Regions from separate parts of the Mus musculus genome. Here all the other regions are linked to region 1. The links are chromatin loops, found by intact Hi-C in ENCODE. Cell type or tissue: gastrocnemius. All regions are shown on one strand. Links, peaks and the distances in the headings refer to the core of each region. The heading gives the core; the rest is flanking DNA.

Region 1 (8,000 bases), core at 1-8,000:
CAGACAGACAGGCAAGCACAGTTGCTAGTTTCTTCAAAATCCTTTAAGCACCCATTTTCTCTCTCTAGTCCATCCCTCTTAGCCATCAGCCAACTGAATTTGTACCCTATTATCGAGAAAGCCACAGGTTGAAGATTTTGGAATTTTCTTCATTTTGTGTTCTTGAATGACTATGGAAAGAAAGGTTTTCATTCCCAACTCCCTTTAGCATGTTTTGTATGACTGAGGAATCCATCAATTTATTAGACCACACACACACATACAAAAGCTTAACTTTGCTGTAAAGAACATTAGTAGGACACTAGTAAAAATAAATAAGTCTGTACATCCTACAACAAGTGTTGACTGAGTGTTAACATCTTGATTTAAGAGCTCTGGACATGGCTACCTGAGAGAACATGGGCTTGGCATGCCTGAAGCCCAAGATTAGATCCCTACTATCATGAAAAATGAAATTTTTCATTTGGTAATTTAAGTGTGTCACATCTACAACTTTTAAAAAAATATATATCCGAAGAAAAATAGGAAATGATTGTGAAATGCTCCTTTTTGGGAAATTGGTTTGGGAGCCATAAAGGAAGCTTATTGTACCATTTTACACCTTATCTGTGAGCATGAAGGTTCTTAAAAATAAAAACACTTATGAGAATGAGTGTGGGACTTTCAATAGAAATGGGCCCTGGCCTGGCAGTGGTGGCTTACGCCTTTAATCCCAGCACTTAGGAGGCAGAGGCAGTGGATTTCTGAGTATGAGGCCAGCCTGGTCTACAAAGTTGGTTCCAGGGCAGCCAGGGCTACACAGAGAAACCCTGTCTTGAAAAACAAACAAACAAACAAACAAACAAACAAACAAACAAACAAAAAAAACAAAACAAAACAAAAAACCCAGAAAGGAAGGAAGGAAGGAAGGAAGGAAGGAAGGAAGGAAGGAAGGAAGGAAGGAAGGAAGGAAGGAAGGAAGAAAGAGCCCCCATAGACTCATGTGTTTGAATGGTTGGCCCATAGAGTGGCATTATTAGGAGGTGTGGCCTTGGGTTAGGTGTGGCCTTACTGGAGGAAATTATGTTATTATGGAGGAAGGCTTTGAGGTCTCATATATGCTCAAGTCATGCAAGTGACATAGTCATCTGCTTTCTGAGGATCAAGATGTGCAACTCTCAGCTCCTTCTACAACACTGAGTCTGCCAGCAGGCCATGACATTTAACAGACTAAACCTTTGAACTATAAACCATTCCTAATTAAATATTTTCCTTATGAGAGCTGCCATGATCATGGTGTCTCTTCACAGCAATAACAACCTAACTAAGACAGAAGGCGTGATAATTTAGAATGATGTGAACAAAAGTATGTTCCAGGGAAAACAATTCAAGATGACATCGATAGACTGTAGTATCTGGGGTTTGAGTAACACAACCACTGCGTCTTTGTAAAGGGTCTCCTTTCAGATAACACACACTCTTCATCTTCAGACCACATCTACATGATGTAGTGGCATTCCCTCTATGCCCACAAACTCGCATACTCTGTCCTCTTTCTTGGTTCTTTCTTCCTGTAGTTGCTCCTGGATGCTAACTAGAGTTCTGGAAACAGAAATCATTCCCATTTCAAATGAGGCCAACTTACATACTGTTCACCTATCAGCTACAAATAAAACAAATTTATGAAAAATGCCAACAAGTTGTCTTTGCTAAGATCAAACAGCAAGGATCAGCAGACCTTGAGGAAATGCTGATGACATACTACAACAAATGCCTCTCAGAATTACCTTGAGAAATGGAATCACAAATGGACGAAGAGGAAAGTTTGTGGCCTCCTGGAGCTTGCAATGGAATTCTTCAATTGTTACTGTTGAGTTCTGCAAAGATAAATAATAGTCAACATCCAAAACTGGGCACACACAGCAAAAAAAATAGGAAGATTAAGTGTACGGAAAGGCCAAAGGAATGACCTGAACTTTCCCTGTGGATAGACAAAGTGATAATACAAATCTCTAGCAGAGACTAAGTGACTCATGCCAGAGGAAGAGAGAGACTCAAGGCTGCCTGTGTGGCCAAAACAGGGCAGACTGCATCTCAAGAAGAATGAGCTGTCGTACCAGACTGACTTCAGTCAACTGTTAAATCACCAAGAATATAACTGTTTAGTTTTTGCTTAGTTGTTTTTTCCCTCCTCTAAAGACTGCACAGTCCAGGAGGAAATAAGACCACTAAGTTTCTCGTATTTTAATAGTGAGCGAGATGATTCAGTGGGTAAAGGTGCTTATTACTGCCAAAGCCTGAATTCCACTTCTGACTTTCATGCAAATACAATGGCACAAGTGCATACATTTTTAAACATTTGTTTTAATGCAGCATCTCACTATGTAGCTTTACCTGGCGTGAACTTTAGAGATCTTCATGGTGTGTCTGCTAGAGTGCAGGGATTAGAGTCATGTACTACTATTACATCTGACCCTGTGTACAATGGTTTTCGAGTCAGGGTTTCTCTGTATAGCCCTGGCTGTCCTGGAACTCACTCTGTAGACCAGGCTGGCCTCAAACTCAGAAATCGACCTGCCTCTGCCTCCCAAGTGCTGGGATTAAAGGCGTGTGCCACCACTGCCCGACTTTAATAATCTTTTTTAAAGGCTAAGAAATGCTTGAGAGAGAGAAAATTTGAAAGGTAAACATTAGAAGATTTAGTCTTAAGGGACTATCTTAGGAGATAAAGTATGAGGATAGGTAAGGACAGAGCTAGGCCCCATACTTGCTGGGTGGTGACAGGACCTCTCTGAAACACAGGCTGCCTCAACAGCTCACTAGCTGCTATATTTACTTTATGTATACTTTTAATTTTTTTGAGAAAAATTATAAACTAATACACTCCTTTGGGCCTCTGAGGGTCCCAGGCTACATGTGGTACACAGACCTACACAAGACAAAGTACTCACACAATCAATTCATACAGGCTTACCTTTTCTTTCCCCTTTTCTATTTTTATTACATTTTATATAATTTTTTATTTGAAAAATTTAAAATTAGAAGGGTTACATAATGAGCCGTTTCTCTAATCTCCTCCACTGTTAACATCTTATGAAACTCACTAATTCACAGTACCTATAGATCTATACCACTACCTATATACTGGTCAAGGCTCAGTATACAGAAGGTCTTGGGCTGGCAGCAAGATGGCTCAGTGAGTGAAAGTACTGCCGCCAAGCCGTGTGACACGCATTTCCCCTGGACCCAGCTTTTAAATTAACTTCTTAAGGTGATACCTCTGCAAACATTTAAAAAATTTTAACATAATTTTTATTTTTTAAAAAATTTATATTTTTGTTTAATGTGTATGTTTTGCCTGCATGTATGTACATGTAACATGTGAGTGTTTGGTACCTGTGGGGGCCAGAAGAGGACATTAGAACCCCTATAACACAGCCATACCTACACATATACTATAATAAAGATTAAAATATAATAAAAATAGAAAAGGGAAAAGGAAATGCAGGCTTGCATGAAAAGCAGACTGTCAGTTGATATGAGACTGTGAACTGGAAAACGTCTACAATGATATAAAACTTTTCCCTAACTGACAGGGCAGAAGCAACAATCTACCACCCTTCATACAGGACACACGGATAAACAAACACTGTACATACAGATGACACAAGACACCCTGTCCTTTACAAAGCTCTTGCACATCCATCACATCACTGTCGAACCGTGAAGGGGCTGAGGGGCAGCTCTATTGGTGCAGTGCTTGTCTGGCATACATGAAGGCCTAAATGTGATCCCCAGTACAACAGAAACTGAACATGGTGCCACATGATTATAATCCTAACCCTGGGGAGGTAGAGACTGAAACATGAGTAGACAAAAATCATTTTTAGCTACACAGTGAATTTAGCCTGGGCTACAGGAGACATAATCTTGAAAAAACCAAGTAGATGAAAGTAGTTCTGAAGATGAATGGCAGTGGTGATAGTTGTGACAGAAGTGGCACACGTGGGAATGTAGTGCTCTATAAACTTATAAAGTAGGCTGCCCTGTGTGGCAGTGTAAGGGCTGCTCAAGCTGTGGCTGCAGCAAGTAGCAATGCCAAGTTTGTGCACTCGCCCAGTGGACTGCACACTGCACCCTCGAAAGCCTATTCAGCTTGGAGGAGCAGTGAGTTCTTGACAAGGAATGTCCAAGATGTATGCAGTGTGACACCACGTTTGACTTTATCAGCAGAAAGCATCACTGCAGCCGCTGTAGAAAATGCTGCTGAGACAGGTGCTGCAGCCAGAAGGTGGCACTTCAGCACGTGTGCTAAATGACTCAGCACTCCAGTGTGCTGAGTGTGCTTTGCTGTCCCACTGCATGGCTGAGTTTTATAGCAAGCAGCTCAAGGCGCTCTTAAGTGGAGCTACCTTCCTTGTTACTTTTGGGTAACTTTTCTCTGAATGAGAAGCCAGAGATGCTTGATTCTGGATGAAGACAGTCATCGTGAGCCTGAGATTGCACGTCCATACTATGCAGATTCTCACAGAAGGCTTCACTCCAGGAGCAGGCAAGCACTCAAGCCACAGGCATGACCCTGCAGTACATACTGCCAGGGACAGAGGCTGCAACATAGCTGAAGCTGATAGCTAGAGAGGATGTAAATGCCAGCAAGAGGCAGGCGGCAGCATGGCTGGCAGCCACACACAAGGCTACCAAGCCTTGAAATCACAAACCAAGTAACTGTAATGCAAGGGAACTGAGCTCAGAGCATGTTGGGTTACAAAGTCCAAGCAGCTTGCCCCTGCCTGTGTACTCAGGCTTCTGCCTGAGAGTTATATGCTTGGAAATGCAATGCAAGTATCTGGAAGCAGAATGTTCACTTACCTAGTGCAATATATACATTGTTAATGGTTTTAAATGCATTGCTGCTACTTAACTAGGGTTGGGAGAAGCTGCATTACAGTACTGCTAAACCAGGTTTAAAATAGCCTATTCTACTTTTCTATAAATTCCCAGATTCATTAGAGATTTCTGGCCTTGTTCCCTCCGAAACAAATTAGGTGGTGATCACTTAGGCCCTGGATTAGCACTAGAACCTGCCCATCATCAACAACCAGTTTACAATGCCTTGGCTTGTTTATAGACTCTGTTCACGTTGTCACTAATTGGGGCAATGAATAATGCTTTTGATACATCACTAAGGGGAAGGCATCACCATTGTATTTTCTACTTTTCACTTACTGTTTCAATTTATTAAAAAGACTGTAGAGTAATTTGTGTATAAAGTGTATGACTAAAACTTCAAAGTACAAAAACAGTGATAAAATGGGTTCTCATACCCACTAAGCTCCACAGACACAGCACCAGAGCAGTGAGAGCTGGAAGAGCTCTGGGATGAGAAAAATCAACTAAACACGAACAAAGGAGATCCTAGGCTGCAATACTCTCCTCTGGCTTTTTGGGCACCACACACTTATGAGGCACAGACATACACGCAGGTGAAATGCCCATATATAACATAAAAATAAATAAATCTTTTTTTCCTTTGTAAAAAATAAATAAATCTTGCTTATGGAGATGGCTCAACATTATGAGCATTGGCCATTCTTTCAGGTGACCATGTGGTACCATTACAGCTTACAATGATCTGTAATTCCAGTCAAGGGATCCAATACATGCCTTCTGGCCTCCTCTGACACTTCACACACGATATGCATACGTGTATACAAGCAAAACACTCATGGACACACAACAAGAATAAACTAAAGGAAAAAAGGTTGTTAGTCTCAATTCAATAATGTTAGTTTATATTTTGACTAATAAGTAGGGTTTTTTTTTCTAAATAAACAAACAGAGGAAATAATACACACATACAACCTCACACTTTCTCTAAGTGACAGAAGTGGCTCACTGTTTCTCATTATGCCAAAACACTGGATTCCACATACGAGGAGCTTGAGGTGGGTGGGTGGGTGGGTGGTTAAGAAGGCCTAGTCACAGTACAAGTCTGGAGTGCTCCTCAGGCTTCCCCAGCTGCAGCATATTATCTAGTTTCTTTGCTCAGAGGAGAATATGTTCTGTGTAATCATGGAATGAGGAGAACTTTAGTTAAAGAAGTCAGCACATGCTCTGCCCATGTAGATCTTTTTTATGATCTTCCTGTCTAATTTTATTTTAGCTCTAGAATAAATGTTGGTTAGCACCATTATATGTCATATATAGAGAAGATAACCAATCTATAAACACGGGGCAGTCTTAGGGACCCCTGACAAATTATCCCCAAATGTAAACAATTCATGTTTGTCAAAGGTCAAAGTGTATAAATGTTGGTATTATAAACCAGTACAACAAAATAATGGCAGCTCATGCCTGAAATTCTAGTGCTAAAGAGGTAGAGTCGGGAGAATCAAGAGTTCAAGGTCCTAGACTACATCTGGTTCAAGGCAAGTTGCCCTACATGAGACCCTGTTTTGTTTTTGGTTGGAGATAAGATCTGATACACAGCCTTGTTTCAATTGACATGAAACTATGTAACTCAGCATGACCTTAAACTCCTGATCTTTGTGCCTAAAGATCCAAAGTACTGGGACTGTACCCATTACTAGATAAGGACTCTACCAACTATGTTCCATCTCCTGCCCTCCAGGACACTGGGGACCTCAGGGATTTTCCTAAATTGTATTTTTTGTTTGTTTGTTTGTTTTGTTTTTCGAGACAGGGTTTCTCTGTGTAGCCCTGGCTGTCTTGGAACTCACTTTGTAGATCAGGCTGGCCTCGACCTAAATTGTATTTTGAGAAGAAATACAACTTTAAGAACTAGTACAAGCCGGGCGTGGTGGCGCACGCCTTTAATCCCAGCACTTGGGAGGCAGAGGCAGGCGGATTTCTGAGTTTGAGACCAGCCTGGTCTACAGAGTGAGTTCCAGGACAGCCAGGACTACACAGAGAAACCCTGTCCCAAACAAACAAACAAACAAAAACAAAACAACAAAAAATAACTAGTACAATAATTCATCTTTCATCATAAATAGAAGCCAACATGCATGAAAAAACACAGCATGCTGTTATCAAAAGTGAATTTTACAGTATTTCATTTGAAAATTCTGAGAACTAGTAGCACTTCCCTTATAAACTGAGATATTCAGTCTCACCCTGATGGCAATATAGAAGAGTTAATCCTTTATGAGCAGGCTCACTAAGATCAGTACAGAATGAAAACTAAAGAAACTATGCATAAGGAGCTAAACAACACAACTACTTAGATACTATTTATTTAATGAAACGTCTACTTTTACAAATCATGTTTTGAAAATTAAAACTGGTTTCCAAATAATGCACCCACTAGCTAGCTGTGCTGCCACACAAACAGCCTTCTATTGACTTGACTGGACGTCAGCTGTTTAAGACAAATCCAAAGCTGCCTCCTGGAATTATATCAGCACCCTGGATAGTAAGACACACTAAAGATTTTTCTGACAAACAAATGCTGCTACGAAATCTATAATTCAACAGTTTTACACAATTTGTAAGACATTATCTACATGGTTGGGGAATAAGCAGAAATACCACTTCTTAGGCAGCTGGTGGAGGTGAAGCTGTACTTACCACCAAGGCTAGAACGAGAGTCCGAACCTTCTCGCCGATCTCAGGTGAGATATCATTGCCAAACTGCTGCAGAGTGGTGAGGAAGCGTTTCAACTTGCTGAGCTGCCGAGCACCACAAGTAGCCGGCAGCTGTTGATTCGTTAGTGCTGACGATGTGGAGGAGGCAGGCCCATTGCTGAATCTCTGTGGTGGCGATGGGGCACCATTCAGGGTAGGAGGGGAATGGTTGATGCCATTGCTTACTAAAAGAAAGCCAGAATGAGAGGAGTCAGTGAGTGCAGAACTGAAGAGAATTTGCTGACCTCCTCACCTTTATGTTCTCTTTCATTCACGCATGTAAAGCATGTCAGTGTGAAAAACTTATTTCCACCCTCAATGAGTTTGCTGTGTGTCAAGACAAACTGTCAGGAAAAAATGGTGACAGAATATTG
Region 2 (10,717 bases), core at 1-8,000, 73 kb after region 1:
AATGAGCCAGGGTATTGTTGAAGGTCTTTAATTCCAGCACTCTGGAAGCAGAGACAGCAGATCTCTGAGTTCCAGGACTGCCAGAGCTACACAGAGAAACATGCTACACAGATTGCATGCTTGTAATCCCAGAACTCAGGAGACAGAAGCTAGAGGATCAAGACAAGTTCAAGGCCAGACTAGTCTACATGTCGAGTTCCAGGACAGCCAAGGCTATTACAGAGAAACCCTGTCTCGAAGAAAAAAAAAAAAAAAAAGAAAGAGTGTAGGTAAGCTTCTGAAATCACTGAAAATGACACATGCCTTTATCACCCTAGCTCTGAGGAGCCCAACAAGGAGGTGGTGGGACTGGCCTGCCCAAGATGAGGACAGAGTAAAATCCTATCTTTTCTGTGATTTGGTTTGGTTTGGGGGGGGGCGGGGGGGGGTTGTTTGTTTGAGACAAGGTTTCTTTGTGTAGCCCAGGCTGTCCTGGAACTAGTTCTAATTAGGCAGAGGTAAGCAGATCTCTGTGAGTTCTAGGTCAGCCTGGTCTACACAGTGAGTTCCAGGACAGCCAGGGCTACACAGTGAACCCATGTCTTCCCCCCACCCCCAAAAATGGAGGCCCAGAGAGACTTTTTGAGTTTTTTAAGGAGAACTTTGTAGTTTTCAGTTATAAGTACCTGCCTAGGTGATGGCACACACCTTTAAAACTAACACTGGGAGGCAGAGGCAGAGGCAGAGGCAGGTCAATCTGAGTTTAAGGTCTACAGAGTGGCCAGGACAGCTAAGGCTGCACAGAGGAAAGAAAAAGAAAAAGTACCTACCTAGCACCTATAGGCCTTCAGCATATTAAACCACTATATACTAACTTTTGCAAAGAAACTTAGTTACATAACAAACCACAAAGTCCTACTTCTTGGCTTTTGTTTTTTCCAGACAGTCTCACTACATAACTTAGGCTGGCCTCAAACTCATATTCTCCTGCCTCAGCCTCCTGAGTGCTGGAATTACACAAGCTTTCACCATACTCAACTTTTTGGGAATATATTTAACTGAAAACATAAAAGACATGGAAATAAAAATGTGTTAGTTCATCTGGACCTAGTGACACAGGCCTGTATTTTTAGCTACTGAGAAGCTGAGACAGAATTACAAGTTGCCTGGGCAACTTTGTCTGAAAATAAAAAGGGCTGGGGATACAGATCAGCATGGTACATAAAGCACAAGGCCCTGAGTGCAATCCCCAATACTGCTTTAAGTAAATGAATTTAAATTCGGGTAAAAGTTTCTTCCACTTTTCTTCTGTTTGTTTCGTTGTTGTTGTTGTTTTTTGGTTTTTTGAGACAGGGTTTCTCTGTATAGCCCTGGCTGTCCTGGAGCTCACTGTGTAAACCAGGCTGGCCTGGAACTCAGAAATCCGCCTGCCTCTGCCTCCAGAGTGCTGGGATTAAAGGCGAGCGCCTCTCTTCCACTTTTCTTATATATGATACCATCAAACCTAAGGGTTACTTGTCTCCCTTCAGAAGACCATTGAGAGCAGCAACAGCACACTTAACTACAGAAGGCATTGGTGGGAAAATCTAGTTTGTATCTTTTTCCATTCAATTTGGAATGAGAGCCCAAGAAAAAGGCTGTATGAATCCTCCGCTATAACTGCTGAACTGAAGAGCAAAGAGGGGAGGGGCTAAAAGCTCTCAAGAGGCCTCATTTTATCCTTGCACAACGGACATCCTGCAACACCTGATGTTAGCTTTTATTCATTTTTTTGTTTTATTTTTAGGGTTTTGTTGTTGTTTTTGTTATTTTGTTTTGTTTGGGGCAGGGTGCCACAATGTAACCCTGGCTGGCCTGTATAGATCAGGCTGACCTCAAACTCAGCCTCCAACGTGCCTCAAATACCTGTTTTTAGACTGTCACCTGGCATAGACAAAGAAATATCCACAAAGCACGAGTCCCTCTCTTAAACTCAAATTCAGAATCTAGTCTGTCAAGTTTGTTGCCATAGTCTCTGGACTTAGAGTGATAATTTGTATTTAGATGATTTAATAAATATTAAATGAATCGAATGCAAATTGCCTGGTGCTCAAGTAATGTTGGCTATTACTGCTATTTTAATGACAATTAAATTTTTATTGTTCTTATTAAACGATGCCATCCCTCCTCCAAGGATCTTACAATTCTAGGAAGAACGTCTGTAAATGGGATAGCGAAATGGAGGTAAGAATAAAAACACAACTGAGTCACATAGTAGGACTAGTCAAAGACAATATTAAACAAACTAACAAAACACAACCAGACGCCAACTTCGGACTTTTCCGAGGAACACACATAACAAACTGTGATTACGATAGTGAGTTTTCACACTTGAGTATGATGTGCAACTGTGTGTTCAGGGGATTTTACTGGATTCACTAAACCCTACTACAGAGCATTCAGAGTACGTTCCTCACAACCCATTTTTCAGATCGAGCAACTGAGACTTTTGGAGCGCCAAGGTCACAGCCTACTCGCGAGGGAGCCAGGACATGAACCCAAAGCAGTCCGACCCCAGAGCCTACATTCAACAGGGCCCTCCGGAATATCAGCCCGGCATCCTCCAACATCTACCACTCGTCGCTCCAATTCCGGCGTGTTTCCCGGGACCGGACTTTCAGCCCCGATGCCGCGAAAACAAAACAATACTTCTCTCGCGGACAGTCCATAGGGCGCCCGCCAGGCCTGAGCTCCAAGGCCGCTCCACACAGTCCTGCTCAGCACCCGGAGCCGCGAGCCCCACAGGAAGCGCCGGGATAGCCCCGAGGGCCCCGGAAGGCCGGGGAGCCGCATGACCTTGGATCCAGTGCCCCAATCCCGGCCTCAGTTTCCCTGCCCAGGCCTCCCGCCGGGGGGCCTCTGCAAAGCCTCCCGCCTATGGAGCAGCAGGCCCCTCAACACACACCCCTCAGCCGTCCGCCTTCCCGCCCCACTTACGTTGGAAGGCGGCCGCTCCAGGGACGCCCACCATCGCGGAGCGCAGTCTGTCGCGAGCGCCGCTCGCTTCGACCCTCTGCCTGAGCCCTCCGCAGGCGCAGGCCGGGACCTGCACCCGCCGAACTCGCCCGCACCAGCGCCGCCGCCGCCGCTGCCGCCGCCGCCGTTAGGCCGCGCGCCGCCCCGCCCCCAGACAGCCCCGGCACGCCCCCGCCGCGCGCTCCCGCGCGCAGACCAACGCACGCGGAAGACGGGCCCGAGGGCGCTCACGCGAAGCACCGCCTCCTGACCTGGCCCGCCCCTTCCGCGCCAGGCTGCGTCCTATCCTGGAGCGGCCTGCACTTCGACCCGCCTCCCGCGCGCTATGCGTGGCCGCAGGGAGCCGCCCTTCTCCGAGCTCCAGACTTCCGGATGTGGCCTGGGCGGCAACCTAGGAACGGGGGCGGAGTCCCGGGGCGGGGCTTCGGGGAGGGACGTTTCAGGTGCAGGCCTTGTAACGCTTTGACGGTTGTATTGGGTGTTAAAATTGTTCTTTCCTCCTTTTACTTATTTGTTTTTACATTGACTTATTGCATATGTGTGCGTGTATATGTTTGAGGGAGTCCAACGCATGTATGTGAATGTCAGAGAACAAGTCGGGAGCAGGCTCTCCTTTCACCCTGTGGATCCAGCAGGTCAAATTTCGGGCATCAAGTTTGTTTGACAGCAAGCATCTTTGCCAAATTAGCTATCTCGCAGATTTCTACATCTTTTGCGGCTATAGGAATCTAAATGTTTAAAACAACTAGCTGTCATTACTGATTTCTGTATCAGATCAAGGGGCTTTGTGGGGTTTGTCTGTGTTTGTGAGGAGGGGCACGTGTATGTGCAGGGGTTTTTTTGTTGTTGGTGGTGGTTTTTTGACACAGTCTCACTTGTAGCTCTAGCTGTCCTGGAACTCACAGATAATCTATCTACCTAACTCTACCTCCCAAGTGCTTGGGACTAAAGGCCTGAACTACCAGGCCTGGTTAAGTGCAGGTTTATTTTGGTTTGTTGAAACAATGTCATAATGTACATTTGGCTATTCTGAACTCACTGACCTACACCAGGTTAGCCTTGAACCTTAAGCTATACTTCTAAGTCTATCTCCCAAAGCTGTGTCTATAACACCAGCAGGCCTCACAAAAAGTTGTTTCTGAAAAGGGCCTATTTTGTATGTCTAGCTGGGCTGGAACACACAGTGTAGCCACAAAAGCCTGGAACTCTCACACATCCTCCTCCCGTGGCCTCCCAAGTGCTGGGATTGTAAGCAAGAGTCACTAGCCTGTCTTCAACAGCTGCTTTTATACACTCTGCAATTAACCATCTCAGTACCAAATACAGTTTCTCCCCTTTTCTACACATTCGCTAGAGTCTCTCCCACTGGGTTGTCCACCTATTTCTGTTAGCAAACTCAAAACATAAATCCTCCGAGCAACCCAAGAAAGTACTCTGATCCTAGCATGAGTTCTCTGCCATTCTGTCTCTCAAAGATTCAAAATCAGGAACTATAACTAAAATGAAGCCAGCCTGGCATAGTGGCACAGACCTGTAATCCCACCCTAGGGAAACTAGCAAAATAACTGCCAACCCAAAGCCAGCCAGGGCCACATAGTGAGACTGTCTCAATACAACAAGGTCAGGCATGGTGGGTCACACCTGTACTTCCAGCATTGTTGGTAAACGCAGGACATCAGTTCAAGGTTGCCCTATATGATGATTTAGAGGCCAAACTGGGTGAGCCGCGGTGGCATTGCCAGGTGAAATGGCACACACCTGTAATCCCGTAAAGTGGCACTTGGGAAGAGATCAAAAATTCAGCTACACGCAGGGCGGTGGTGGCACACACCTTTAATTCCACTTGGGAGGCAGAGGCAGGTGGATTTCTGAGTTCGAGGCCAGCCTGGTCTACAAAGTGAGTTCCAGGACAGCCAGGGGTACACAGAGAAACCCTGTCTCAGAAAAAAAAAAAAAAAGAAAAAAGAAGAAAACAAAAACAAAAACAAAAAACAGCACACATCTTTAATCCCAGCACACAGGAGGCAGAGGCAGGTAGCTTTCAGTGACTTTAAGACTAACCTGGTCTACAGAGCATATTCCAAGACATCCAGGGCTACACAGAGAAACCCTGTGCCTGTGGGGGACTGGAGAGATGGCTCAGTGGTTAAGAGCACTAACTGCTCTACCAGAGGTCCAGTTTAATTTCCAGCAACCACATGGTGACTCACAACCATCTATAATAGGCTCTGATGCCCTCTTCTGGGGTAATTGAAGAAAGTGGCAGTGTACTCATATAAAATAAATAAATAAATATTTAAAAAGAAGGAGAAGAAGTGGGGTGGGGGTAGAATTCAGTTACAGAAGCTGGAGAGATGGCTCAGAGGTTACAGGCACTGGCTGCTCTTCCAGAGGACCAGGGTTCAATTCTCAGCACCCACATGGCAGCTCACACTGTCTGTAACTCCAGTCCCAGGGGATTTGACACCCTCACACAGATGTGCATGTGGACAAAACACTAATGCATATAAAATAAAAATAAATAATTTAAAAAGACAACGAATTCTATATATCAAGTGTATCGTGAGACAAAAAGATGGCTACTATGGGGCCAGACTGAGCTACTGTCAGGTCCTGTCTCCCAAAAGAAAAAAAGAAACCCCCTAACATGGACTGATGCCCTAGATTTGATATCTGGCTCTGTAAACAAACAAAGGTTACAGGTTCAAATAGACCTAAGGAAATAGAAATTGCTTGGACCTCTGAGCTATTTGTTTGGTTCTTTATTTTATTAATATTTTTTTTTTCCTTACGATTCTCAGTCTATATCTCAGACTGTCCTGGAACTCCTAACAAGTCGCATGTCTTGGCATCCCAAATTCTGGGGCTCCAGACATGATGATACCAAGCTGAATTTTTTTCTTTTTCCTTTTGTCCCCCCAGTATTTGTCTTTAGTGACAACAAGAGTAAAGCTGGGCAGGCAGAGAGAGTGCATGCTGCCTGCCATCTGTCTAGGCCACGTGACTTCCCCTGCTAGTGAATGATCAACACCAGAAGACAGGGAGAGAGCGGCTTACAGACTTGTGGAGTAGCTCCTTGTTCCTTGTTGAAACACCACTGACATTTATTTACTTATGTATTTATTCATGATAGTGATGTGGTGTGGTGGTTGGTTACTTGTTGATTGCCCCCCCCCAAAAAAAAGGTGGCTTTATTATCCCAATAGGACTTAGGAATTAGCTGGGGCTCTTCTTGTCAAAGGTGGGCCCAACATTGACAAAGTGATGGTTGTACTGCATTGGCTCTTGGATCTACCTTTCTTCTTCTTCTTCTTCTTCTTCTTCTTCTTCTTCTTCTTCTTCTTCTTCTTCTCTTCTTCCTCCTCTTCTTCCTCCTCTTCCTCCTCCTTTTCCTTCTTCTACTTCTCCTCTTCCTCCTCTTCCTCCTCCTTTACGTTCTTCTACTTCTCCTCTTCTTCCTCCTCCTCCTTCCTCTTCTCCTCCTCCTCTTCCTCCTCCTTTTCGTTCTTCTACTTCTCCTCTTCTTCCTCCTCCTCCTTCCTCTTCTCCTCCTCCTCTTCCTCCTCCTTTTTCTTCTTCTACTTCTCCTCTTCTTCCTCCTCCTCCTTCCTCTTCTCCTCCTCCTCTTCCTCCTCCTTTTTTGGCTACTTTGGAAGTTTGACCTCTCACTTTGCCAGCATGAGTCCATGAACCATGACCTTTCCCTCCCAGCACGCAGCCAGCTTCCTCCAGAGCAATCAGGGCCTTTACACCTCCCTGGCCTAGGATCCTAGCACACCAACAGGCCAGATTTTGTTATCCTTAACATGGTTAAATCAGGGCTTCCCTCTATGACTCTGGCTGGCTTACTACTTGCCATATGGTAATTCCCACTCTGGAATTCATAGCAATCCTCCTGTTTCAGTTTCCTGAAGTATTACAGGTGTGTTCCGCTGCACTCAGTTCCTTCAAACTTGACCAAGCCTGTCTATGTAACAGAGAAATATTTGCCATGAGTCAGACTTTGTCAAGGAAAAAAAAACTTCCTCCAAAAGAGAAGGTGCCTAAAAAGGTCTCGGTGGAAGACATGAACAGTCGAGGTGTTTGAACACTAGCTGGATTATTAGAATTCATACTGTTTATGAGTTCCATCTGAATGAGCATGTTTATGATGAAAATTAACAGAATACAAAAACATTGTGTTGGGTATGCCTATAAATCCAGTACCCAGGAGATAGAGACCAGGAGCATCAAGAATTCTGAGCAAGTTTGAAAAATGAGGAAGGAACATAATGAGTTCCTGCCTCAAAATAAACAAGTAAAATAAAATCCAAATTAAATACTCAAGAAAATTATGAAAAAAATAAAGCACCGTAATTTTTTTTTAAGAACTTGTTGTTGAGACAGGTTCACTATATAACTAAGGCTGGCCTCAGACTCATTTCCTTCAGTCTAGTTTTAAGTCTCCACCTTGGCCTCTTGCGTGCTGGTCTCGCAAAGCTGCAATACCACAAGTGAACTAGAGAGCTGGGTGTCCTTGCTCTGGCTACCACTTAATTTGATGATAGACGTTATCAGAGAAAGCAGGACCACAAAGTTATCAAACACACCAGACCAAGGAATGCTACAGCTCCTTCACCTGGACCATACAGTAAAAGGGGCTCCTAACGTTAGCTGAGACATCCTCACCCATCATCAAGATACCCACAAGCACTAAGTTCCTAACTCTGTCTCCAGAGCCCCAAGAGTTTTGGCTTACATGGATGGCTTGAGGAAGACAGCCATCTTTCCTGGGGACCTAGAAGGCCTAGAATTTACCACCCACCACCATGTTCATCGTTACCTTTCTTTTTTTTTTTTTTTTGGTTTTTCGAGACAGTATTTCTCTGTATAGTCCTGGCTGTCCTGGAGCTCACTTTGTAGACCAGGCTGGCCTCGAACTCAGAAATCCGCCTGCCTCTGCCTCCCGAGTGCTGGGATTAAAGGCCTGTGCCACCGTGCCCGGCAGTTACCTTTCTTTAAAACAAAACCTTCCTATATAGCCCTGTCTGGCCAGGTAGTAACTATATGATCCAGCAGACTGGCCTAGAATTTTTATCACTTGCCTCTGCCTTGCAAATGCTGGAATTTCAGATGTAAAACACTCCCACAGCCCTCAATCTTGTACCTGGAACCACCCCAGAGCTTCAGTAGCCCGTGCTGACACTGTGCCAGCATCTGGTTATGTTAAGCTAAGCACCTGCAATAACTCTCCTAGAATCTATCTGCATTAGCTCCCTGCCTTCTGCCTTTAGTAAGGCACCTTTAAACTTTGTAGCCTCTTTAACAGGTTCTTAGCCATTCTGTAATGTATGTGTCCTTGCGATAGGATATGAGCTGAAAATTAGCATTAATAATTAAGATAGGACTGGGTGGGTTGTCCTTTCTCTTAATCCCATCACTTGTTAGGCAGAGGAAGATCCCTGTGATGCACCTAGTCTTCAAAATGAGTTTCAGGACTGCCAGGGCTAGGTAGAGAGACCCTGTCTCAAAAATAAGTAAGTAAGTAAGTAAATAAATAAATAAATAAATAAAGATTGGAAAGATCTGCATTTGCCAATGGCCAGGAAAACTAAAGGAAGCCCAGACTATTAGGCAAGTTAGAGGCTGTAGAGATAGTCTGGTGGTAGAGAGCTTGCCTATCATGCCTGAGAACCAGCGTTCAATCTTTGGAACCACGCAGAGAAAAAGGCTTTGCCAGGTGTGGTGGTGCAGAAGGATCAGGTTATCCTCTGGTACTATTGGGTCTGATTCCAGTGTGTGCTGCTTGGAACTCTATTTCAAAGCAAGCAAGAACAGCTTTTTATTAAGTTGGTCTGGCTGGCCTTGAACACATCCTGACTCATCCTCCAGAGAAACCAGGATTGTAGGCATGTCCCACCAAGTCAGGTTTAGGGGTGCTGGAGATGGAATCCAAGGCTTAGTGCTAGACAGGCATTTTACCAACTAAGCCACATCCCCAGCTCCCAAAGAGCCTTTTTTAAACATATTCTTTTTTTTTTTAAAGATTTAGTTTATTTATTTATTTATTATATGTAAGTACACTGTAGCTGTCTTCAGACACACCAGAAGAGGGCATCAGATCTCATTACCGGTGGTTGTGAGCCACCATGTGGTTGCTGGGATTTGAACTTCAGACCTTCGGAAGAGCAGTCGGGTGCTCTTACTGAGCCATCTCACCAGCCCCCAAAGAGCCTTTTATTTCCTCCGCCATACCTCTTCGAAGCCCAGAGGACAGTGAGACACTAGCCAGGGTGAATAGTCAGCTTCTCTGCTGCCTCCTTGAAGACCAAAAGATGGATCCTGGAGTCCAGGGCAAAAGATAACATAAAAAGTTTTCTTTTAGCCCTCAGGACTCTGATTTACCCCCTACCACATGCACAACACACCCCTCCTTCTAAACAAATGTGCCACCAGATTATTATTATTTTTTTGTTTTTTTGAGACAAGGTTTCTCTGTTTAGCCCTGGCCATCCTGGAACTCACTCTGTAGACCAGGCTGGCCACGAACTCAGAAATCTGCCTGCCTCTGCCTCCTGAGTGCTGGGATTAAAGGTATGTGCCGCCACGCCCGGCTCTGCTACCAGATATTCTTAAAGAAGAAGAATCCAAAAAGTTGGAGGACAGGGGGTCTCAGTCTATGCACCTGAGTCTCCCAGGGCGCTGGGTACACTGAGTGTTCTATTCTGGCTATCAATTCCAAATGTCTGTGGGGAAGTGGTCCTAGCCCCCAAGCCTTATCTCCCCAAATGTAATACTAATCATAGGCTCCCTTATAAACTGAGCTCCAGGTAAGAGACTTTTTTTTCTGTCAAAGGTAGCTAGCTTCCCAAGGGGCACTATTTCAGAAATCTCTACCACCTTGTAAAAAGTTTTATATAAATGTTTTAAATTTCCCCACATGACAAAATTTTGGTTTACACAAAGCACTCTCATTATTTGCTATACTAGGGTATCCCGGAATCCTGAGCGTATAGGTTTTCTTCTACTGTTCCACACCTCAGCTTATCACTGAGCTCCAAGACTGTACTCAGCTCTGGGGATAACAACAGTCTTAGACAAAGGTCCTGTCCTGTGGTGCTGGCCCACTAGCTGACATTGGGTAATAACACTATTCTGAGAAAAAAACAGGCAGGAGAAAATCTAAGAATGTAGTTCCAGTTCTATTTTTTATAAAGTAGCAAAAAAAGTCTTTTTGTTTGTTTGTTTATTTGTTTGGAGACAGGATTTTCCTGTGTAGCGGCCCTGGCTGTACTGGAGCTGCTCTGTAGACCAGGCTGGCCCCTGATGCAGAGAAACACCTGCCTCTACCCCCAGAGTGCTGACATTAAAGGCATGAAGCACCACCACCTGGCTAGGAAGGTGACATTTATACCACGGAAACCTGAAGAAGGTAAAAGAGCTGCCAAATGTGGATGAAGGAGAGGGTGGTAGGAAGTGAAGGCCTTGAGACATTTGTAGCACACTAAGGAAATTGGTAAAGAACGAGAGACATAGAAGGAGGCCGGAGCTTGTGTGGGACCTGTTGCACCTTAATAAAGACCATGGCTTTGTTGTAAGTCAATTTTGCAGCCACCAGACAGTTCTGAGCGCTCTATCTATCTACAAAAGAGAGTATAGGGGAGAAAGGTGAAGGTGCAATGTTGCTGGGGTAATACTCAAAGCAGATAGATGCAGTGAAGACTTGGAAAGGGAGTGGATTCTA
Region 3 (10,717 bases), core at 1,150-9,149, 91 kb after region 1:
CCTGAAAAGTGGCTTTTTGAAAAAAATCATAAATGTTACCATGTGTAGTGTCCCATGCTTTTAATCCCAGCATTTGGTAGGCAGATTTAGGTAGGACTCAGTGAGTTCAAGGACAGCCTGGTCAACAGGATAGCTGGGGTTATATAGAGATACCCTGTCTCAAAAAACCAACTAGAAAGAGAGAGAGAGAGAGAGAGAGAGAGGAAGATGATAGATGAAAATACATCTTGTTTCCAATGGGGGAACAACACTTTCATTTCCCAAACAACCTAGGAATAGTCTGAGAAATTTCCCCAGTTTCCAGGGAAGAAATGAGAAAGGGCAGGTGCAACTGTTGCTCCTCCTAATACACTGCAGTTGTACAGAGTGGCTCGAGTCCCAGATGAAGTTGTTTTTCATGATAGCATGAGGCATTGTGACTCACATGTAAATTAATTTCATGTTGAGCGACTCATCCACAGAATGGAGGATTCCACACATGCTCAGGTCCAGAAGGAGCTTAAAAGGGAGAAGGGCTTAAAAGGGAGAAGGGCTTTATGCTGGAGCCTTAGTCTGCATGCTGAGCTGCAAAGGAGAGAGCTGGGTGTCACAAGCCTGAGTCCAGGTGGAATCCTGAGCGTAAGCCCATGCATAGACAGGTCAGGATTCTGAGACGATGCTCGAAAAATATTGAAATTAATCTGTGGTCTGACCAAAAAAAAAAGGTATTGGCCAAGTTGAACAAATTGTTTGCCCAAAGAAATTGGTTTGCAGCAACTCCCTGAGCAATCAGTAGGTGATCTGTTGGTTTACAGTATTGTTTTTCCAGACAAGAGACTCTCAGGGAGTCAGTTGACAGAGAGACCTCAGCTCTCAGCTCAGAAGTTGGGTAACATTGAAGATGGTCTCAGTCTTTCGATGAACCCAGTTCCTGTTGATGGGCACTTAGATTTCCCCCAGTATTTGTCTCAGACATCACTGCAGTGATGCTCTGAGCATATTTAGGGAGAGTTTCCAGGGTTCCCATCTGGAATTAGAACAGCTAGGTAGGTGTGAGAATGAGCAATTTCCCTGGAGTCCAATAACCTCTTCCCTGCCTCCCAGAAGGGGAAACCCTCCCTCTGTGATCACTAGAGAAGACAGCAGGAACTCCCAGGGCCTTGCCCACACCGCCTGCCTGCCCACCTGCCTGTCCTCTCTTGTTCTGGCAGATTAACAGTGACCTGTGACCCTGACAGGCTGGCCACACTCCCGGCCAATTTCAGTCTGTCTAAAGGAGTCCCAGGGGTGGTCAGGGCCTGGGGATGTGTTGACCAGATGGGCCTGGGAGGTCTTGGATCAGCTTATCCCAGGAGGCAGAGCAGGTGGGTAGCCCCTAGCACACATCCCCCCCCCCAACCCCCAATATTCCCCATCATGCATCACTGGGCTAGAGCAGGAGCCAGATGGTGGGGATGGGGCAGCTTTGTAGCTTCTGGCCTAACAAAGGATCCTCTATGCTGCCCCCCTCCCATCTCCTAGCTCAGCCAGTCAAGTCTCCCCGGCTGCCCAATCACTCTCGGTCCTGGCTTTCTGTTGAGACTATCCCTCTTCCCATTCCATTTATGGAGGAAGCGTCCCAGGAAGTGTTCCTGGAGAGCCTTGGATTTGGAAACTTATCTGTCAATCAGAGAGTGGGTAAGTGTGGCCAAGAAAGTGTGGCCAGCCAGATGGTCTCAACCGGTTGCTGATTCAAATGCAGTGAAGGGGGAAAGGCAGCAGAGGGTCAGGTGCAATTGTTGGTCCTCCTAGCACACTGCAACTGGGCAAACCCAGTCACTAAACTGACCTTCAGTGGGCCTTCTTCAGTGGTCTCAGGAATTGTTCTGGATGGCTGGCCTCGAGAGGGAGATGCTTGTAGAAGAGTCTTAAGGTGAAGAGAATAAGCCTGGGAGTCTAGTGACTCCACACTGGCTGCCGAGTGCACACTTGGACAGGTCGCCTGAGGTCTCAGAGCATAGTCTCAGGGGGAGGTGACCTAATGTGAGGTAGCATGTAGAAGCCCTCAATACATGCAGGTTAAATCCACCGTTTTCCTATAGCTAGGAAGAACTTGCAGGTCTAGAGGTGAGAAACCTCCAGGTGGAGAGAGAAATCCTAGGGCACCTGTAGCTGGTAGGTTCAGGCCCAGAATCCTTAGAACTCCTCAGTTACAATCTTGTGTTCTTGCCTTGACTCAATTTTCTCATCTGTAAAGTGGGTTAAATGACAGCAGTGGCCTCGTTTTATTCAAGAAGCATTTTGAAATACAAAGCCCACATATTATTAAAAGATAATAATGTAAGAATGTAGTGAGGAGTAAATAAATTATTGACCAGGTGATATATAGACCCCACTGAATAACAGAGCTGTACGGGAACCAATAAAGGGCCTGGGGAGATACCCTTCAGGCTGAGCTCCAAAAAGATTTCCAAAAAAAAAAAAAAAAGATTTCCAATTCAGTCCTGCCTTGGGGCATAGCTGAGAGAAGGGGGTGGAGGGGAAGCTGCCTAGGGTAGCCGGAAGCCCTGGGCTGCCTTCCAGGATCCTCCTTGCCTTTGCTGTGAGACTCTAGGCCTCTTGAGAGTACATGGTTTAGACTCCACTATTTCTTTTTCATCTTTCCTTTCCCTGTTTAGGCATCTGCCATCTCTAAGGAGCCTATGGCTCCAAAATCCTCTTCATTTCAATCAGAACATGTGGGAGCAAAGATGAAGACTAACTTGGGAGGGAGGCAGCAAGGCCTGTGGGGAGGCCAGCACTCATGAAGAGTTGCCCTGCAGAGTCCCTCTCCGCCCCTCACCCAGGGCCCAGCGCTTTCAATTGGCTCCCTGGTGCCAAGTGAAGTCTATTAATATCAAAGTAATGAGGTAATTACTGTGATTTTGGAAAAATTACCAGTGAATGCTTTTGAGGGAATTTCTGAGTGAAAAAGAGGCCGTGTGAAACATCTGCGAGGAAAAGAAAAAGAGTTGCTCTGGCGGAAGCCTGAGTGCGAGCGGTGTGGATGTGAGGAGAACCACAGAAAGGGGGAGCTGTGTGTGTAACTAGGGGCAGGCTTTTAGGAAATCCCTGACTTTGGGTGGTGAAAAGCAGAAAGGAAAATTCTGGAGCCAAAGAGTTGGCCCTTTGCTCCCCTCATTCCCCTCTTCCCCCATTTCTTTCTTTCTTTCTTTTTTTTTTAAGATTGATTGTTTTATTACATGTAAGTACAGTGTAGCCATCTTTAGACACACCAGAAGAGGGCATCAGATCTCACTAGGAATGGTTGTGAGCCACCATGTGGTTGCCAGAACCTGAACTCAGGACCTTCAAAATGAAGAGGAGCAGTCAGTGCTCTAAGCCATCTCTACCCACTAAGCCATCTCACCAGCCCCCTCTTCCCCCATTTCTGAGACACGGCCTCCCTATCGAGCTTTGGCTGGCCTAGAATTGGCGATATAGACTAAGCTGGCCTCAGATTCCTAGAGATCCACCTGCCTCTGGCTCCTGCATGCTGGCATAAAGTGGGGCTGGAGAGACGGCTCAGTGCTTCCGAGCACTTGCTGCTCTTCCAGAGGACCCAGGTTCAATTCCCAGCAACCACATGGCAGCTCACAGCTATCTGTAACGCCAGTTCCAGAGAACCTGACACCTACCTTCACATGGATATACATGCAGGCAAAATACTAATGCACAGAAAAGAAAAATAAGTTGTATTTTTAAAAGATGTTTAAAATTCTTACTGAGGGCTGGAAAGGTGGCTCAGCGGTTAAGAGCACTGGCTGCTCTTCCAGAGGTCCTGAGTTCAAATCCCAGCAACCACGTGGTGGCTCACAACCATCTGTAATGGGATCTGATACCCTCATCCGGTGTATCTGAAGACAGCAACAGTGTACTCACATGAAAAAAAACAAACAAACAAAAAAACAAATAAATAAATTCTTGCTGAACCAGGACTACACTGTCTCCAAAAACCAAAAAGAAAGAAAAAAATTTCTTGCTGAATAAAATGACTAGTTCTTCAAACATAGTAATAACAGTATTAATCTCAATAAAGCGGTCCTCAAGCCAGTAGCAGAAATTTGAATGAGATATTACTATTATTATATACTTTGTCGAGGTAGGGTCTGGTGTATCTAGGGCTGGCTTCCTACTTACTGTGTAGCTGAGAATGACCTTGAACTTCGGGTCCTGCTGCACTACCCAACTGCTGGGACTACAGGCCTGTGCTGCTTCACCTAGTTTACGTGGGAGCATTAAACCCAGGTGTTCCTACATGCTAAGCAAGTACTCCATTAACTAAGCTCTGTCACAGCCCCTTGTTTTGTTTCTGTTTTTTAAAAGCAGGGTTTCATGTAGCCCGTGTTCACCTTTAACAGGCTTTGTAGCTGAGATTGGCCCAGATCCTCTTACCACCGCACTTAGTTTACTATTTATTTTTGTATGTTCTGGGGGTTGACCTCAGGGCTCCACGCATGCTAAAGGAGCACTGCACCGACGGACCTACCTTGAAACCACACCAGGAGCCATTGTTAGGTCTCCATACCTTACAAGGATACCTTTCTGTTTCCCAAGCTTAGTGCGTCCACAAACCACACTTTCCAACTTGTGCTGAACTTGAAACCCTGCTTCGCCAACCTCCTAAACACCTGTTCTGACCGCCCTTCCACAGGATACAATCTTGCTCTTATCTACCCCACGGGCTACCTTGGGCCCCAAGTTCCTCACTCTTGGGTCCAGGTGCTATCACCCCTGACCCTGCCCTTATAGGGGGATCTCAAGGGCTGGAAAGATGGCTCAGTGGTTAAGAACACTGACTGCTCTTTCAATAGATCCTGAAGATCCTGAGTTCAAATCTAAGCAACTACAAGGTGATTCACAACCATCTATAATGGAATCTAATACTCAAACTGTTTTTGAACAAATGGATCTCAAAGTCTGCCTGGAGGGAGTTCCAGAACAGCCAGAGTTATAAGAAGAAACTCTGTCTCCAAAAAACAAACAAACAAACAAACAAACAAACAAAAAAAAAAAGAGGGAGAGGGCTAGAGAAATGGCTCAGCTGTTAAGAGCACTGGTTGCTCTTCCAGAGGTCTTGAGTTCAATTCCCAGCAACCACATGCCGGCTTAGAGCCATCTCTAATGGGATCCAATACCCTCTTCTGGTGTATCTGAAGACAGCTACAGTGTACGCATATAAATAAAATAAATCTAAAACAAACAAAAAAACCCAAAAAACAAAAACAAAAGCAAAGCAAAAACAAAACAAAACAAAACAAAACACAACAAGGGAGATGTCTTGGCTTGTGATTCCTGAACTTGGACAGCTAAGGAGGGAAGATTTTTCAGTTTGAGGCTATGCTGGTAGATCCTTTGTGAAAGAAACGAAAGATAAAGCGGGAGAACAGGGTGAGGGAGACATGGAAGAGAGGAAGGAGAAAAAGAAGAAAGGAGAAGCCCACTCCTTTTCTACTTTTGTTACTTATTCCCTTGTTTTCAAAGGGAATTGTTCTAAACCAGGCCAGGACCCTGCACTAGGCACTCCCCGACTGTCTGCTGCCCCCTGCTGGTATTCCCTCCACTCCAAGACAAAAGTTTTAATTTGAAAGAAAAAGGATAAGGATGGCACTGATTCCCCAGGAACTCAGGCTGTCCTGCCCAGCTGGTGTTTTGGGATGTGGACCTTGAAGGCAGAATCTTTGCATCCTGAATTAAGCATTAGTCTGTCTGGAGCCCTAAACAGGGCCTTTTTCCAGTGCCTGCTTCTGGGCTGCAGGGATAAGGCTTGTTGAAGTATTGCTTAGACCAGGAACCTGAATGATGAACACCTTTCTGGCTTCTATTGACTCTATCATAAAAGGTAGATTCTTTGCCTTGGCAGACCTCCTCTGCTTCATTATGTAAACATGTATGTCCTTGACAGAATCTGTAAACACAGGTAAAAGCATTACACAGTCCATTATGTTAAAACAGATTACATGTTATAATTTTTTTTTCAAGACAGGGTTTCTCTGTGTAGCCCTGGGTGCCCTGGAACTCACTCTGTAGACCAGGCTGGCCTCGAACTCAGAAATCTGCCTGCCTCTGCTCCCAAGTGCTGGGATTACAGGTGTGCGCCACCACGGCTCAGCGTGTTGTAAATTCATTCTGGTATGCTTTCTATAACGATGCTGAGGTGATTTTGAGCTCCCTTTGATTAATTAAACTTATGTAATTATATCCTATATTAACGTACATAATTAATTGGTTTATCTATTTTCTTTTTCTTTTGATACAGGATCTCAAGGCGAAACCTTTGTTAGTTTCAAAACCTGTGGTCATCTTCCTGCCTCTGCCTCCCAAGTGCTGGCATTAAAGACATCCCACCATGCCTGGCTTTTTTTTTTTTTTTTTTTTTTTTTTGAGGCTGGGTATCATGTAGCCCAGCCCAGGCTGGCCTTGTTGCCAATGCTGGACTTGAATTCCTGATTCTCTTACTTTCTCCTCCCAAATGCTAAGATTATGGAAATGTGTTATTAGCCAGGCATGGTGGCTGACTGCATGCATGTACTCTAAGTACTTGCCTGGTGCCCATGGAGGTCAAAAGAGGGCATTTGTCTCTGGGAATTGTAGTTACAGATGGTTATGAGCTGCCATGTAGGTGCTAGGAACCCAACCTTGGTCCTCTGCAAGAGAAGCAAGCAGTCTTGACTGCTCAACCATCCCTCCAGATTTCTCTCAGCTATTTCTGAGACTGGGTCTCACTACTTAGCTCTGGTGGCCTGGAACTCGCTATGTAGACCAGTCTGGCCCTCCTCTGCCCCCCGAGTATTGGGATTAAAGGCCTATGCCATCACAGTTGTCTGAAATGGTTTTCTTTTCTCTTCTTCTTTTTTTTTTTTTAAGATTTTTAAATTTTATTTTTATTTATATAATTTAAGTATATGGGTACACTGTCACTATCTTCAGACACACCAGAAGAGGGCATCAGATCCCATTATAGATGGTTGTGAGCCACCATATGGCTGCTGGAAATTAAACTCATGACCTCTAGGAAGAGCAGCCAATACTCTAACCACTGAGCCATCTCTCCAGCCCCTCTTTTTTTTTTTTTTTTTTTTGGGAGTGAAATTTTATTTTATTTTTTAAGATTTGTTTATTATTATTTATAAGTTCACTGTAGTTGTCTTCAGACGCACAGAAGAGGGTGTCAGATCTCATTATGGGTGGTTGTAAGCCACCATGTGGTTGCTGGGATTTGAACTCAGGACCTTTGGAAGAGCAGTCAGTGCTCTTACCCGCTGAGCCATCTCACCAGCCCTCTCCAGCCCCTCTTAAATGGTTTTCATAATAGCATATATTAATTGTGCATGATGCTAGATTTAAAACTATGACATTTTCTTTTTTTTTTTTTTTTTTTTATTAAAAGATTTATTTATTTTATTTTATTATATGTGAGTACACTGTAGCTGTCTTCAGATGCACCAGGAGAGGGCGTCAGATCTCATTATGGGTGGTTGTGAGCCACCATGTGGTTGCTGGGATTTGAACTCAGGACCTTCGGAAGAGCAGTCGGTGCTCTTAACCACTGAGCCATCTCTCCAGCCCTGACATTTTCATATATGCATATAAGTATTTTGATCATATCTTCTCTCCACTCCTCTCTCTGTTCCACTTCTATTCCCACTGATTCCGTTCTGGGATCAAATGTCTCCCAAATGTCTCCTTTACAACTTAATTTGTTATGTTTTACTTTGTTTGAAACAGACTTTCTCTGTAACAGCCCTGGCTGTCCTAAAACTCACTAGACTGTAGACCAGACTGGTTTTGAACTCACAGAGATCTGCCTGCTCTGCCTCACGCCCAGCTAACATGTGCTGTATATGACTCCTCACTGTCACAGAGGGGTGGATACGGAGCTACAACGCCCAGTCAGATCCTTGGGAGTCATGGAGTATTGACCTCTTCCGGCCAGTCTAATCATCTGCAGTAGAAGGCAAGAGTGCCAGAGTATTCACTGATGATACTTAATAAGTGTTTGGTTCTTGGAAGGCTTATTGGCTAATAACCAAAAACATTTCTCATGTATTATGGACATCATGAAGAATGCCTGCTTTTTCTTCTGCTACCAAAAGTTCTAGGACTTCTCCCTCATTCATTCTTCTTGTCTCCTTTTTCACATGGACACTGACTGTTTGTCCAACACACTTTTTTTTTAAATAATTTTTTTAAAGATTTATTTATTTATCATATGTAAGACACTGTAGCTGTCTTCAGACACACCAGAAGAGGGCGTCAGATCTCATTACGGATGGCTGTGAGCCACCATGTGGTTGCTGGGATTTGAACTCAGGACCTTTGGAAGAACAGTCAGTGCTCTTACCCGCTGAGCCATCTCGCCAGCCCCCAACACACATTTTTTAAATTATATTTTTATTTATGTATGCATGTGTGTATCATATGTGTCACATGCATGATGTGGTAGTTCCTGTATGGAAACAACCTGTAGGGGCAGGTTCTCTCCTGCCATGTGGGTCTTCCGGATGAACCTCATGTCATCAAGTTTGATGGCAGGTGCCTTTACCCACTAAGCCATCCTACCTTTTTCCGTAAGATCCTATAAGTTCTTGGATGGCCTTACCAATATTCTATATACATAAGGAACATTTTTTTCCCCTCACTCTAGCTGGACTGGAACTCATAGAGATTTGTTTGCCTCTGCCCCTGGTTGCTGGGAATAAAGGTGTCTGTTATCACATTAGGCAGAAGCATCTTTTTATTTATTTATTTATTTATTTATTTATTTATTTATTTATTTTTGAGATTTTAATTTTGATGTGTATGAGTGTTTACTTGAATGTCTGTGCACTGTGATCATGCAGTGCTCATAGAGGCCAAAAGTCAAGGGCTGGGCCTGGTTGGTGCCGTACATCCGCAATCTTAGATGGGGAGGTAGAATTAGGAAGATGAGAAGTTCAAAACCACTGTTGGCTCCGTAGTGAGTTCAGGGCAGCCTGGCTTTATGAGACACTAACTCAAATAAAACAAACAAAACAAAAACAGAAATAGAAAAGCCCATTTCCATGCTGTTGTCTCACCTCCAGTGGGCATGTAACAGGCAGCACAATTATTTAGAGAACTCTCAGGGGATGGAGAGATGGCTCCGTGGTTAAGAGAAAGCTGCTAAGATCCTGGTTCAATTCCCTGCCCTCACATGGGAACTCAAAACTGTCTATAACTGTAGTTTCTGGAGATCTGACAGATATGGATGCAGGCAAAATGCACATAAAATAAAAATAAAGAATTAAAAAAATGAGCAGAGAGTAGGAAATGCCATGCCTGCACTTGGTCCTTTGCTGGAATCAAAGGCTTGCACCACCACTGCCTGGCTTTTTTGTTTGTCTTTGTTGTTGTTTGAGACAGCATTTCACTGTGAGTCTTTGGCTAGCCTGGGATTCATTATGTAGATTAGATTGGCTTCCAACTCACAGAATTCTGGGAATAAAAGTAGGAGTTGGGCTGGTGAGATGGCTCAGTGGGTAAGAGCACCCAACTGCTCTTCCAAAGGTTTGAAGTTCAAATCCCAGCAACCACATGGTGGCTCACAACCACCTGTAATGAGATCTGACTCCCTCTTCTGAAGTGTCTGAAGACAGCTACAGTGTACTTACATGTAATAAAAAAAAAAAAAAAAAAAGTAGGAGTTACAACACCTGGTATCATTTTTATATTTGGAGAAAGGGTCTCTTGTATTCTATACTGACTGTCAACTCATTATGTACACCATGGCCTTGATTTCCTGATCTTCCTTCTTTCCCCTCCAGTGCTGGTAGTGTAGGACTTCTTCACCACATCCCATCTCCTTTCCTCTCCTCTCCTCTCCTCTCCTCTCCTCTCCTCTCCTCTCCTCTCCTCTCCTTCCCTTCCCTTGCATTTCCCCCCTTTTCCTTTTTTAATTTTTATTTATTTGTTTATTGAGACAGTCTTACTATGTAGCCTTTGCTGGCTTGAAACTCAAGCTGCCCTTAAAGTCATAAAGCTCTATCCTGCCTCCCTCTGCCTCCCAAGTGTTGCTATCCTTTTTTAATCTTTTTTTTTTTTTTTGAGATTTCTTAATTTTATTTATTTATTTATTCATTCGTTTATTTATTTGCTTTTGCCTGCAGATATATTTGCACCACAGCACCACATGCATTCCTGGTGCTTACAGAAGCCAGAACAGGGTGCTGGATTTCCTGGTACTGGAGAGTTGTTAGCCAGTCTCGCGAGTTCTGGGAACCGAGGCCTTCTGGAAGAATGGCCAGTGTTCAGGCGCATCCTTAAAGAAAAATACATTACTGTATGTGTATGTATTTGCACTTGAGCACAGGAATGCATGCGTGCATGCTTTGCATGCTCTGCATGTTATGAGTGTATGGGAGTATGCACCATGGCATATGTGGAGGTCAGAGGACAACTCTGGAATTAGTTCCCTTTCCACCTTCACATGGGTTCTGGGGAATAGAACTCAGGGCGCAAAGATTGTATAGCAAATTCCTTTACCCTCTGAGCCATCTTGCCACCTCTCTTTTCTTTTTTGAAAACTGTATTAAAAATATATATATATATTGTGTGAAGCCTACCTGTGTGAATGCTACACAATTTTCAGAAGTTGGTTCTCTTCTGCCACCTTGTGGAATTTGGTGGATTGAACTCAGTCATCAGGTCTGTACACAGCCTCTCCAGCCAGTGAACAATCTTAACTGCTCACTTTCTGTTT

Evidence for each region. Peaks named below come from ENCODE experiments on the same cell type or tissue, not always from the same donor. Only the 100,000 strongest peaks of a DNase experiment are listed, where the experiment ranks them.
Region 2: it touches region 1 in a loop (1.9-fold over the local background); 5 of 42 quality-filtered maps call a loop at or near these places.
Region 3: it touches region 1 in a loop (7-fold over the local background); 2 of 42 quality-filtered maps call a loop at or near these places.

What each region holds. Positions count from the first base shown.
Region 1 is chr2:154,504,364-154,512,363 of GRCm38, reverse strand. Cbfa2t2 (CBFA2/RUNX1 translocation partner 2) reads right to left here. Exons shown (of 11, transcript NM_172860.2): 3 at 7,570-7,811; 4 at 1,767-1,856. It also overlaps the pseudogene Gm18767. Among named protein-coding and RNA genes, the nearest start is that of 1700003F12Rik, 41 kb to the left of the region's middle. In gastrocnemius, for the core only: a CTCF peak has its summit at 4,259 (motif pointing right); DNase peaks (open chromatin) are centred at 4,273 and 4,581; H3K27ac peaks cover 1,950 bases.
Region 2 is chr2:154,428,875-154,439,591 of GRCm38, reverse strand. Cbfa2t2 (CBFA2/RUNX1 translocation partner 2) reads right to left here and starts at 3,108. Exons shown (of 11, transcript NM_172860.2): 1 at 2,956-3,108. The coding sequence starts at 2,989. Gm52564 (a long non-coding RNA gene) reads right to left here. Exons shown (of 3, transcript XR_003954074.1): 3 at 9,158-9,315. RefSeq lists a cis regulatory region at 7,640-10,717. In gastrocnemius, for the core only: no CTCF peak of the experiment used is centred there; DNase peaks (open chromatin) are centred at 2,880, 3,272 and 5,984; H3K4me3 peaks cover 2,995 bases; H3K27ac peaks cover 3,966 bases.
Region 3 is chr2:154,412,131-154,422,847 of GRCm38, reverse strand. Gm39962 (a long non-coding RNA gene) reads left to right here and starts at 1,519. Exons shown (of 3, transcript XR_866871.2): 1 at 1,519-1,656; 2 at 2,637-2,867; 3 at 6,257-6,349. RefSeq lists a cis regulatory region at 1-3,444. In gastrocnemius, for the core only: a CTCF peak has its summit at 5,541 (motif pointing left); DNase peaks (open chromatin) are centred at 1,462, 2,556, 2,772, 5,541 and 1 more place.